2 separate regions of the Homo sapiens genome follow, and region 1 is linked to region 2. A link is an interaction called in ENCODE POLR2A ChIA-PET data of the cell type or tissue named here. Cell type or tissue: OCI-LY7. All regions are shown on one strand. Links, peaks and the distances in the headings refer to the core of each region. The heading gives the core; the rest is flanking DNA.

The links. Peaks named below come from ENCODE experiments on the same cell type or tissue, not always from the same donor. Only the 100,000 strongest peaks of a DNase experiment are listed, where the experiment ranks them.
Region 1: POLR2A ChIA-PET joins it to region 2 with 5 read pairs; 2 of 35 experiments call an interaction of 5 or more read pairs at or near these places.

What each region holds. Positions count from the first base shown.
Region 1 is chr4:3,953,789-3,959,008 of GRCh38, forward strand. LOC105374358 (a long non-coding RNA gene) reads left to right here and starts at 2,609. Exons shown (of 3, transcript XR_925069.3): 1 at 2,609-3,797. It also overlaps the pseudogene FAM86EP. RefSeq lists silencers at 1,339-1,778, 2,199-2,278, 2,529-2,598, 4,354-4,648. In OCI-LY7, for the core only: no CTCF peak of the experiment used is centred there; DNase peaks (open chromatin) are centred at 1,023, 1,783 and 2,113; H3K4me3 peaks cover 2,049 bases; H3K27ac peaks cover 414 bases.
Region 2 is chr4:3,384,722-3,389,941 of GRCh38, forward strand. It overlaps RGS12 (regulator of G protein signaling 12), which reads left to right. Exons shown (of 18, transcript NM_001394154.1): 4 at 1,695-1,716. Among named protein-coding and RNA genes, the nearest start is that of HGFAC, 55 kb to the right of the region's middle. RefSeq lists enhancers at 863-942, 3,239-3,508, 4,199-4,348. In OCI-LY7, for the core only: no CTCF peak of the experiment used is centred there; a DNase peak (open chromatin) is centred at 3,040; H3K4me3 peaks cover 1,322 bases; H3K27ac peaks cover 1,354 bases.

The sequences.
Region 1 (5,220 bases), core at 387-4,386, 570 kb after region 2:
TCAACCACAGCTGGCTTGTTTCCACCACAGGGCCTTTGCATATCCTGTTCCCCAAGCCCTTCCCATGGCTGGCTGCTTCACCAGTCAGGCCCCAGTTTAAATGCCACCTCTTTGGGGAAGGCTTCCCTGATTCCCCGACTTTGGTGACTCTTCTCCCCAGTTGCTCCATTCACCATTTCCCTGTTTTATTGGCTTTAGAGCCACTCTCATCTGGTCTTTTCTTGTTTATTCATTTCTTTGTTTATTCTCTGGCTCTCCCATGCAAGCAGAGCCTCATCTGTCATGGGTACTGCTGATCCATGGTGCCAGGCTCACGGAAGGCATTTATTAAACATTTCGAGACTGAATAAAAACACTAGCTAACACCGACATGCATTTACCATGAGCCAGGCACTGATCCACAGGCTTTTGTACTCAACCCTGACAACAACCCTAAGAGGTAGCTATCATTATATCCCCCATTTTATTAAGAAAAAAACAACAGCACAGAGAGATGCAGTCACTTGCCCAAGGTCACACAGGGCCAGGGGCTGGGCCAGGATTGGAAGCAGACAGGCTGTCTCCTGGGTCTGAACTCTCAACTACTGCACCCTAATCAAACAATCCCTCTGGTCAAATGTGAGTGATAATAATAGTACCCACCTCGTGGGTGTTGAGGGTGAGCCCAAGTTAGCATTCAGCGTGGGCATGTGAACAATTATAGTCAATATTGAATGGAGACCTATGATGCTTTTAGGAAGGTTTCTATTTAGGGTTAAAAACGCACAAATTTCTCCTGACCAGAAATGATCTCTGAGTGCAAATATTTCATGTCAATGGAATAACGCAAACGATTAAGCAACACCCCATAAAATGGGGCAGACCCAGGGAGGAATATATATCCAAACTGACTCATCCCAGTGAGCTCACCGCACATGAATTACAAATGTGTCCGGGTGCATTAAGCTCCTCTGCTGGCAGAAGGGAGGCTGCTGCCTGCCATGCGCCTGTGCTGAGAATGGGAGGTCCCCAGGGAGACAAGAGGCCACCCCCTTCTCTGTCTCTTCCATCACAGGCGTGAGAGCCTCAGCGCATGAGCCGATTCTGTGCAGTGCTCGACATACAGATGAGAACACTGAGGCACGAGGGACAGCCTGTGACCTGGTCACCGCACTCAGGAGGACGTGGTTACCTGCGGTCCTGAGGGCGCTGACTTTTTAGAATGGGCGAGGGCAGCTGTGTCGCAGTGACCAGAACGATTACTGCCTTTAAAAAGTCGTGAAAATGATCGTGAACTGTACCCCACAACGAGCGCGCGTCTGCCCCCCAAGACGGTGGAGACGCCCCCAGCTTACGCCGCCAGCCCGCGGGGCAGGAGGGGTGCGAGCGACTCTGGCCAGGCCCCAGGGACGGGGACCGGGTCGCGCCGACCTGACCGGCGGGAGCCCAGGCACTCACGTGGCGGGAGCGCCGGGGGCTTCAGCACGGAGACACATCCCGTCTGCCCCTGGACTCCCGCGAGCCCCGCGGGCCTCTCCGCTCGCCCCGCCGCCCACCTGCCAGGGGAAGGAGCGCAGTGAGCGCGCCGCCAGGAAGCGGCGCTCGAAACTCTGCAGCAAGAGTTCTGTCCCCGCGTTCTCCTAGGGCGCCATGGCGTGGGCGGGGCCGCAGCGTTGCCGGGAGACCGGGCGGAAGCCGGGCCTGGACTGAAGAGGGGGCGGGCCCAGGGTAGTGCGCAGGGGCAGAGAGGGGGCGGGGCCCGGGGGCAGGGTCAGGAGGAGAGTGGTGGTGGCGTTTCTAAGGTGGGGCCAGGATGAGCGTCATGAGGGCGAGGCCTGGGGAGGGCCAGGATAAGCGTTGTTGGGGCAGGTCCTGGGGAGAGTTCAGGTTGGCGGGTCCTGGGGCGGGGTCGGGACAGGGTGATCCTGGAAGCGGGGCTTCGGAAGCGTCCAGGTTGGCGGGTCCTGGAGGCGGGGCCTTGCGTGGGGGCAGGATAAGAGTCCTGGAGGCGGGCGTTAGGGTGGGGGTAAACGATGATTGGGTTCAGGAGGTGAGACTCGGAGCAGAGCCCAGGAGACAGGTCTTAGGGCGGGGCTAAGGTCAGACCCTGAGAAGGGCTCAGGAGGCGGGGCCAGGGTGGGGCGTTGATATGTCGTAGCACGTGGCCAGGCGGTGCTCGGACTCTGGGAGGCGGAGCTTAGGACGGGCCGACGTGGGGAGGGGCCCAGGGTCCGGGAGGCAGGGCCGAGTCTGGGCTGCGGGCTGCACTCAGGAGGCGGGCCCTGGGAGGCGGAGCTTAGGGAGGGGCCGGTGTCGGGAGGGACCAAGGGACTGGGAGGAGGGTCGGGGCTGGGCTCAGGGGCCGAGAGGGAGCTGGGCTTGGGGAGGGGCCGAGACAGATCGAGGGGTCCGGGGTGTGAGAAACGGGGAGGGGTTTGAGGAGGGGATTGGAGTGTGGCTCAAGTTCGGGAGGCTTTACCTGCGGAGGGTTTGAGGCAGGTCCAGGAGCGAGCCCACGGTCTGCTGACACGGGGCCAGGGGCGGGCCCCAGGATTCGGAGCTTCGGGCGGGGCCGAGTCCGGGTTTGGGGCCCGGGAGGCGGGGCCGGTTAGGGCAAGGGTCCCCGAGATCATCGGGTCAGGCCTTGGGCCAACGTAGGCACTCTCGCAGTTCCTCCGCCTTCAGGAAGGTCTTTTTGGCAGGGGCCTTACGGGTGCGCGCTTCGGTCCTGGAGGCGTTATCCTAGCCTCCTCTCCATCAGCGCCACCCGTCTGGGGCCCGATAGGAGGGAGATTTCCCTCTGTCCCCCAGCCTTTGGACTGTCACCAAACAAGCCATTCGTTCACCAAATACTTATTAAGCGCCTACCATGTGTCTGGCAAGGGAGATGTAACAGTGAGAAAAACTAGGTGTGGTCCAGGCCCTCCAGGGGCTCAGGGGCTCGTGGAAGAAGTAGACATTGAAGTACTTATCACACAAATGAGTATAAAAGTACAATAGCGATATCTGCCACGAAGGCGAGCAGACAGAGCTAGCGGGGCTTGCAGGAGGAGTTTTGATCTTGCAGGGATAGGAAGGAGGACTTAGTTCCTGCGGGGTGGGCTTGGGGGTGGTGGTGATAGAGACGTGGGGACAGAGTGGAAAACAACAAAAATATAATTATTTTAGTTCAAAGTTATTGTGTCTTGAGTTGAAAGGCAGGGCAGTTAGCAACACAGTTCAGATTTCAGTACTGCCCCTGAAATCTGAACTGTGTTCAAAGTCTAAAACGTTTACCTTAGCAAATCCCTCATAAAACTCCATTTGGAAGAGTCCCGAGAGCGAATTTGTTAAGTATACTTGCAAAAGGTAGATGAGGAGACAGATAAAATCTTATTACCTCTTTCAGATGAGAGGCACTTGAGCCCTGCTCAGCTATGAGAATAAGAGAGGGGAATTAATTCTAATTGAATACACTTGTTCTCTTATAGCTGTTGTTCCACACCAGAACCAAATGAACGCAAGATCTGACAAAGAAAAAAAGAGGTTCATCTTTTATTCCCCCAAACCCTTTCATTTAAATCAAGAGGGTGGGATGTGGTTATTGCTGTGTTTTTAGGCAGAATCAACGGTTTCTGGGTCTGAGATGTTGCATACACCCTCTCAGTCCCTGTATCCTGAGATGGAGTCACCTGAGAATCCACAGCAAGTCCTAACCAGGGATGGGTCTGGGTGATTAAGGAAGGTTGGCTTCAGAACTGGGCCAGGGGCACTGCTTTGCTTTTGCTGTTTTGATCAGCTCTCTGCCTGCAGGAGACAAGGAAAACCAATGGGAACAGGTTAGTTATACTCATAAATCCTGGGCTTATTTTATTAACTCACATAATAGCTATTAATTGTCTTTCCTCCAAGGAGCAAAAGGGCATATACGGTCAATTCCATAGTAAGTAACACTGTATTATGTTATACTAAAATATTAATCTAGGTTTGTTCAGTCTTTCCTGATTCCGTAGATTGGAAGCGGATTGAAGAAGGACGCTAGTGGACCACAGAGCTGAGCCATGCACACAGAAGAAATCTTTTTTTCTTTTTTTTTTTTGGAGACGGAGCTTTGCTCTCTTGTTGCCCAGGCTGGAGTGCAATGGCGCGATCTCGGCTCACTGCAACCTACACCTCCCAGGTTCAAGCGATTCTCCTGCCTCAGCCTCCTGAGTAGCTGGGATTACAGGCGTGAGCCACTATGCTGGGCCATTTTTGTATTTTTAGTAGAGACAGGGTTTGAACACGTTGGCCAGGCTGGTCTCAAATGCCTGATCTCAGGTGATCCACCCTCCTCTGCCTCCCAAAGTGCTGGGATTACAGGCGTGATCCACCGCGCCTGGCCAGAAGAAATCTTTATCTTGGTGTGCAGTCTCTGGTGAGGGACAAATGTCATCTCTCTTGGATCTGAATCTGGAAGGATCAAGGCACTGAAGGGATTTTTTTGTTTCAGAGAGTCTCCCTCTGTTGCCAGGCTGGAGTGCAGCGGCACGATCTCAGCTCACGGCAACCTCTGCCTCCCGGACTCAAGCGATTCTTCTGCCTCAGCCTCTCGAGTAGCTGGGACTACAGGCACGCGTCACCACGCCCAGCTAATTTTTGTATTTTTAGTAGAGACAGGGTGTTACCATGTTGGCCAGGATGGTCTCAATCTCTTGACATCATGATCCACCTGCCTTGGCCTCCCAAAGGGCTGGGATTACAGGCGTGAGCCACCATGCCCGGCCTCACTGAAGGGATTTTTTTAATGTCACGTGGCTCTCACAGGTGCAGTGTGTTCGGGTGCAAGTGAAGATTACGACTGATGCTTAAAAACAAACGTAAAATTCCAGGTGGTGTTGTTATGGGGCGCAGCATTAGGACAATCTGAGTGGTTTCAGTTGCAAGAGTGTGCGTGTACGTGCAAGAGCTACAGTCAAGATTCAACTTCTGGCTTTGAGGTCTCTTTAATAACAGTAATAGCAACCTAAGTCAGTTTAACAGTATGGAATGGTTGCCTTTTAGAAGTTAAGCTATGGGCATGGAAGTTCAATCAGTACATTGAAGTTTTTCCTTTATCTCTTCTATGGTTAATGGTTTCTGCAGAAAAGGACCAATTGATTTCTTACTAAAACGTTGCTTCAGGGTGTAGAGACCTTTATAGGTCATGTGTCAACTTACAAAAAATTTTTATAGTTCAAATATGAATTACGTTCAATGTAGACTTTGTAATAGAATTGAAGG
Region 2 (5,220 bases), core at 810-4,809:
GGGCAGGACCCTCCGAAGCTGGCCCCAGGTGGTCTCACACAGTGCCTGTCAGGGGGCTTACTTTGGGTGCCAGAGGACAGACTCTGCGGGGGAGGAGGATGCGCATAGCTGGTGTAGGTCGCAGGGCCAGGGCTGGCAGTGGACCCCGGATGGCCAGGCTGCGTCGGGGCATGGTTGCCCTTGCCGGCAGGCTGGGAGGCAGGGCTGGGGCCCTGTGCCGAGGTTGGGGTGGTCAGACAGGATGTGCAGAATTCCAGTGGGTGTACCGCTCGTGTTAAAACCCATACAGTGTGTGTCCCGGAGGGCCACACGGTAGGGGCAGCAGCTGGAAGCCCTGGCTCCTTTTCCTTGGTCCCCTCCCCCTTGGGAGGTTCCTCTGGGCCTCACTTGTTTGGACTTTGGCGTGGGGGGGTCTTAAAGCCCCAGTGACCTCCACTTCTCGGGAGTGGCCAGGAGGTACCAGGTTGCCCATCACGGCAGCACCTTCTCGTTCGCTCCCCTGGCCCTGGCAGCCCTCGCCTTGGCAGAGAGGAGGACAGAAGTGGGTCCTTGCCAGGCCGTCTGGGAGGTCCCCGCAGGAAGGGGTTCCTGCCTAGATAGCAGCAGAGTGCCTGCCCAGGGATCAGATCAAACACGGGTTTGTCCAGCCTCTGGAGCTCCATTCTGCTCACCCCCTCTCACTTCCTGGCATCCGTGTCCCCTGGTGAGCCAGCCTCTTCTGATTCCTCTCCTTCCTGGGCTGAGTCCTGGGCTTGTCCCGTACCTGCCTGACGGCTCTGCGCCCTGGGCCCTTCCTGCCAGTGCAGTGCCAGGTCGCCCTGATCAGGGCTCCCGTTGGGGCCGCCGTGGCTTCCTGTTCTTTTCGGCTTCCTCCTGGCTCAGCTGACTGTCTCGAGTTCTCGGCCTCCTCCTGGTCACGCTGGCCTTCCGGTACCGCCTGCCACCCCTCCTTCATAACTTGACTTGTCTGTTCTTGTCCCTGGTGCCTTTAAGCCAGCCACCCTGCTCTCCTCCAGCCCCTTCCACTGTTCCAAGCCCCTTCCTCGGAGGCGTCTCCCCAACCCTCCTGCTGGTGGCCGCTCTTGCACTGCTTGGGTGGGCGGGCACCAGATCCGGGGCTTGGCTCTGGGCTTGACTCCTCTGCTGCCACCCTGAGTGGTCATTGCGCCTCTCTAGGCCCCGTTCCACTCCTGTGGGAGGGCAGTGATGCTGGAGAGCGTGAGGGGCGGCGAGTATGGCCCTGGGTGGCGTCATGGCACACAGGCACTGAGTGGACTGTTGGTGGCTGCCCCCGAGTGTGGTCCTGGGTGGCGTCACGGCACGTGGGCACTGAGTGGGCTGTTGGTGGCTGCCCCCAGTGTGTGTGTCACTTACAGGGCATGATGCTACTGAAGTTTGTGAAGTTGGTTTCATTGACGCTGTTACTAAGACTGTAATGTCAGACATGTTGGGATCTGTTCTTTTCACATGAAAAGGATGACTTCCTCTTGTTGGGTGTCACCTAGTTTGGGCGGAGTGGGAGCCGTGACTCTTGACTCATTGGGCCGTCTGGCTTTCCCGGGACACCTCCACCTGGAGAGTGCCTCTGAGAACCTCCCAGAGTCTGCCCCTTGTGTTCCTCAGATGGACTTTTCGTTTCCTGGAGTTTTGTCATGAGGCTTAATTAACTCATGTCTCTCTCTCTTTTCTTTCAGTCTGCAACTGTGTCTGATGGCGGTAAGTCACAATTTCTGATGTATATATTTTTTATTTTTCATAAAGTTTTCAAATTGTGAAAGTGTATTTGCCATTTGATGCCCTCAGGAAGGACGGGTTGTTTGCCTTTCCCTGTCTCCTTGTGGGCGGGTTCTAGGTGAGTTAATTCTGGGGGCGCTTTCTGTGACACCCAGGTGGCCTCGGCGTGTGTTTTGGAAGCTGTTTGTTAAGAGAACTGCCATGGCCCTGAACACCAGTGTGATAGAGCGCTGTGTGTCTGAGGAGTGCACCCACCCGCCTGCCTGTGTCTGACAAGTTAAAACGTGTTTTTGCTCTTCCCTTGTTGTATAACCAGCTTTTAAACCAGCAAGTTAAGATTTCAAAGTGCTTTCTGAATTTGAGCAATTCAGGAAATTTGGGTGAGACCCAGAATTTTCTCAAGAAAAGTATAATAGACGAATTGAGAGTGTGGGATGAAGAGGAATCAAAAACTTACTTTCTGTGTTTAAAGAATTTTGTGCACAGGGATTCTTTTCATGGACTGATTGAAAAGGAAGTAGGCAGGAATGTCTTATTTCACTGAAGATTTCTCTGATGTCATCCTTATCATTTTGGTTCAATGATTTAAAAAAACCTCTCCAAAGTAAGGAGAGTTCCTCCGAAATATTCCTCTTTTCTTCTAACACTCCTGACAGTCCGCAGGCTCTCGGGTTTCATCGTCACCTCACGCTTTTGTCCCCACTTCTGTCCCTGAGAGCTGGAATAGGTGCACCTGGCATCGCTGTGGGCCAGGGATGGGCTGAGGCACAGGCTGTGCTGCAGAAGCTGCCCAGGGGCCGGTGGGTTTGAGGTGCCACTGTATTTGTGCGTTAAAGAGAAACCAAATGTCGTTCTCTCACTTTCTGTGGTCCTGCAGCTGCTGGCCTCAGTCCTCGGCCTCGGAAAGGGCTGCTGTCCCCAGGTAGGCAGACAGAGCTCAGAGCCCTCGCAGGCCAGCCACTCTGTAGGAAGGCCAGGAGGACCCCAGGTGGGCAGACAGAGCTCAGAGCCCTTGTGGGCCAGCGGCTCTGTAGGAGGAGGAGCATATCTTGGGTTACACACGCACTGGCACCTGAAGCCGAGACCAGAGGGATCCCGACACTCGTGTGGTGGAGATGTATTTTGTAGAATAAAAGGAATTCTATTTCCTATTTTATGTACAATGAAAATCATGTCATTTAATCAGTCTTAAGGTGGAGGGAGGATAAACTTCCTTAATGAAAAGAAACAGGACCCGGAACCAAATCCAGGATAAAGTGACCGGTGTTTTGAATGATCTGTTCATGCTTTCTCTTTCTGCCGTGTTCTCACTTCTCCTTTCTGGCAGAAGACATTCATTTCTTGCAGGCAATTTATACATGAAAGATTTGCCTAATATGTTTAGTTTCACCATATATAATAAGTTTTATTTGCCTCCAAAAGATTGCTTCTGTCAGCAATAGATGCAGGAACCCAGAGTTGTGTTATGTGTCCATTTTACAGTTGTTTAAAAACCTGCACCTCCCAAGGGTGGGAAGTCTCTAGCTCCTCGCCGTGCTGGCTCTGTGTGTCCCTCTGAGGAAGTGTGTCCTGGCTCCTCGCCACGCTGGCTCTGTGTGTCCCTCTGAGGAAGTGTATCCTGGCCACGCAGAGATCCCCTGGTGCTAGGGCTTTCCACCCCCTGCTCCTCCTTCTTTTCCCAGTGTCAGACCCTGGGGCCACTGGGACAGGCCCGTCCCTCCATGGAGAGCCCCAGTCACAGAGGAGGAGACGGGAGGGAGGAGGAGACGGGAGGGAGGAGGAGACGGGAGGGAGGAGGAGACGGGAGGGAGGAGACAGTCATCAGCACACCCTGAATTTCAGGAACCGCAGTGGGCGGGCTGGATGTTTATTTAGTTCCTTTTTGTGTTTTTGTTATTTTTCCATCTTCAGTTTCTTTGCTTATAAGAGTAAAAAGAGCCAGTTATCTTGTTTAATGTGCACATGAGCTCTAGATCGGTGTCACATTCTGCCGTTGTTAGATGTAGGGCACCGAGGCAGAGTGGGGAGATCCAGCAGCTCACAGTAGTCTGCAGGTGAGATGGCCAGACTCAGGCCTGCAGGGGAAAGCCCTGGCTGAGAGGCCCCTCCACCCTGGCTCCCACCCACCCCCCAGCCCTGGGCCTCCACACGCCCAGCCCCATGGTCCTGGAGAGTCCCCCGCTCCAGCCCTGGACCCTCCAGCGCCTGCAGCCCCTGCTGCCCCTTCTGGTGCCTCAGGCAGAAAGAGGCCCCCTCCCCCACACCCTGCCCTCCACGGCAGTGACAGGAGCCTGGGCGGGGTCGGGGTGGGGGGGTGGTCCCAGGGAAACTCTGGCTGTGTTTCCACACAGAGATCTTTTTATAGGCTGTGGTCAGTGGGAGACTCAGTGCACTGAGGTGGGCCTGGGAACTCCAGCACCCCAGTGTTTTTATGGGAAAAATGCTCCCCGAGTTCCAAGGAGGGACTGAGGAGTTGGCTTGGGGAGCAATCTGCTCAGCTGGGCTGTCTCTGCCTGGTCATCCTGTCTAGTTTTGGTGATTAATAGATCACTCACTTAGAAATATTTTGTGTTCAACGAGCCGTGCCAGTGAGAGAGTTCGTGTTCATGCCACGGTTTCATTCTGTGACGCGTATCGTGCTTTTATAGCTTAGGCTCTCGCTGGAGAGTTTTAGTTTTGTGGCTCGGTTTTAAGGAAGTTGGACTATGCTATTTTGGCAATCTTTGTCAAGTTGGAGTGTGTTTTTTCACTTTTTCAGAAGAAAGGGGCTGATAATGGCCACCCGTTTGTAGCCAAAGAGTGCCCTCGGGAAAAAGGGTTACAGCTGGTCTCTGGGGGGCACGGCAGGGCTGTGGGTGGGGGCAGGGAGCAGATTCCAGCTGGAGAGAAGGAAGCACATTCTAGCATTATAGAGAGGCTTAGCAGGGGAATGGTCTGCCTTGTGGGAAGTTATTCAGACAGAAGTGTGAGGTCGAGCTGGAGGGAGATGGGGCGTTGTGAAGAAATGAGAAAAGGAAGATGCCCGGTTGCTCCTGGAAAAAGGAACCTCTCACCTCTCCTGGTCTGGCTCTGCACAGAGCTGGAGCCGCGGCCGCACAGAAGCCCGTTCTTGTGGCTTCCTCCGTTGGTCAAGCTCTGTGCCAAGAGGCCTGCCAGAATCCCCTCACCCACTGCAGCCTCCACAGGTGGATGTTCCCGCTGTGACCACCTCACCTTCTGAAGTCGGGGTGTGGAGACTATCGGGGAGCTCCCAGAGCGCCCACCTCCTCCTGCGTACGGCGTCTGTGCCAGCAGGAAAGCCGGGGAACTGTGCGGCTCTGGCTTTGGGGGACGGTGGCAGGTCCACATGACACCCCACATACATGACCCCGGTGCTCCAGCTGCTTCTCAAACACTCCGTTCTCGCAGCCTCACCCTGGGGACCCCCGACACGTACTAGTCGCAGTCCTCCATCCCCATGTCCTCCTCATGCCTTGTGCCTCAGCT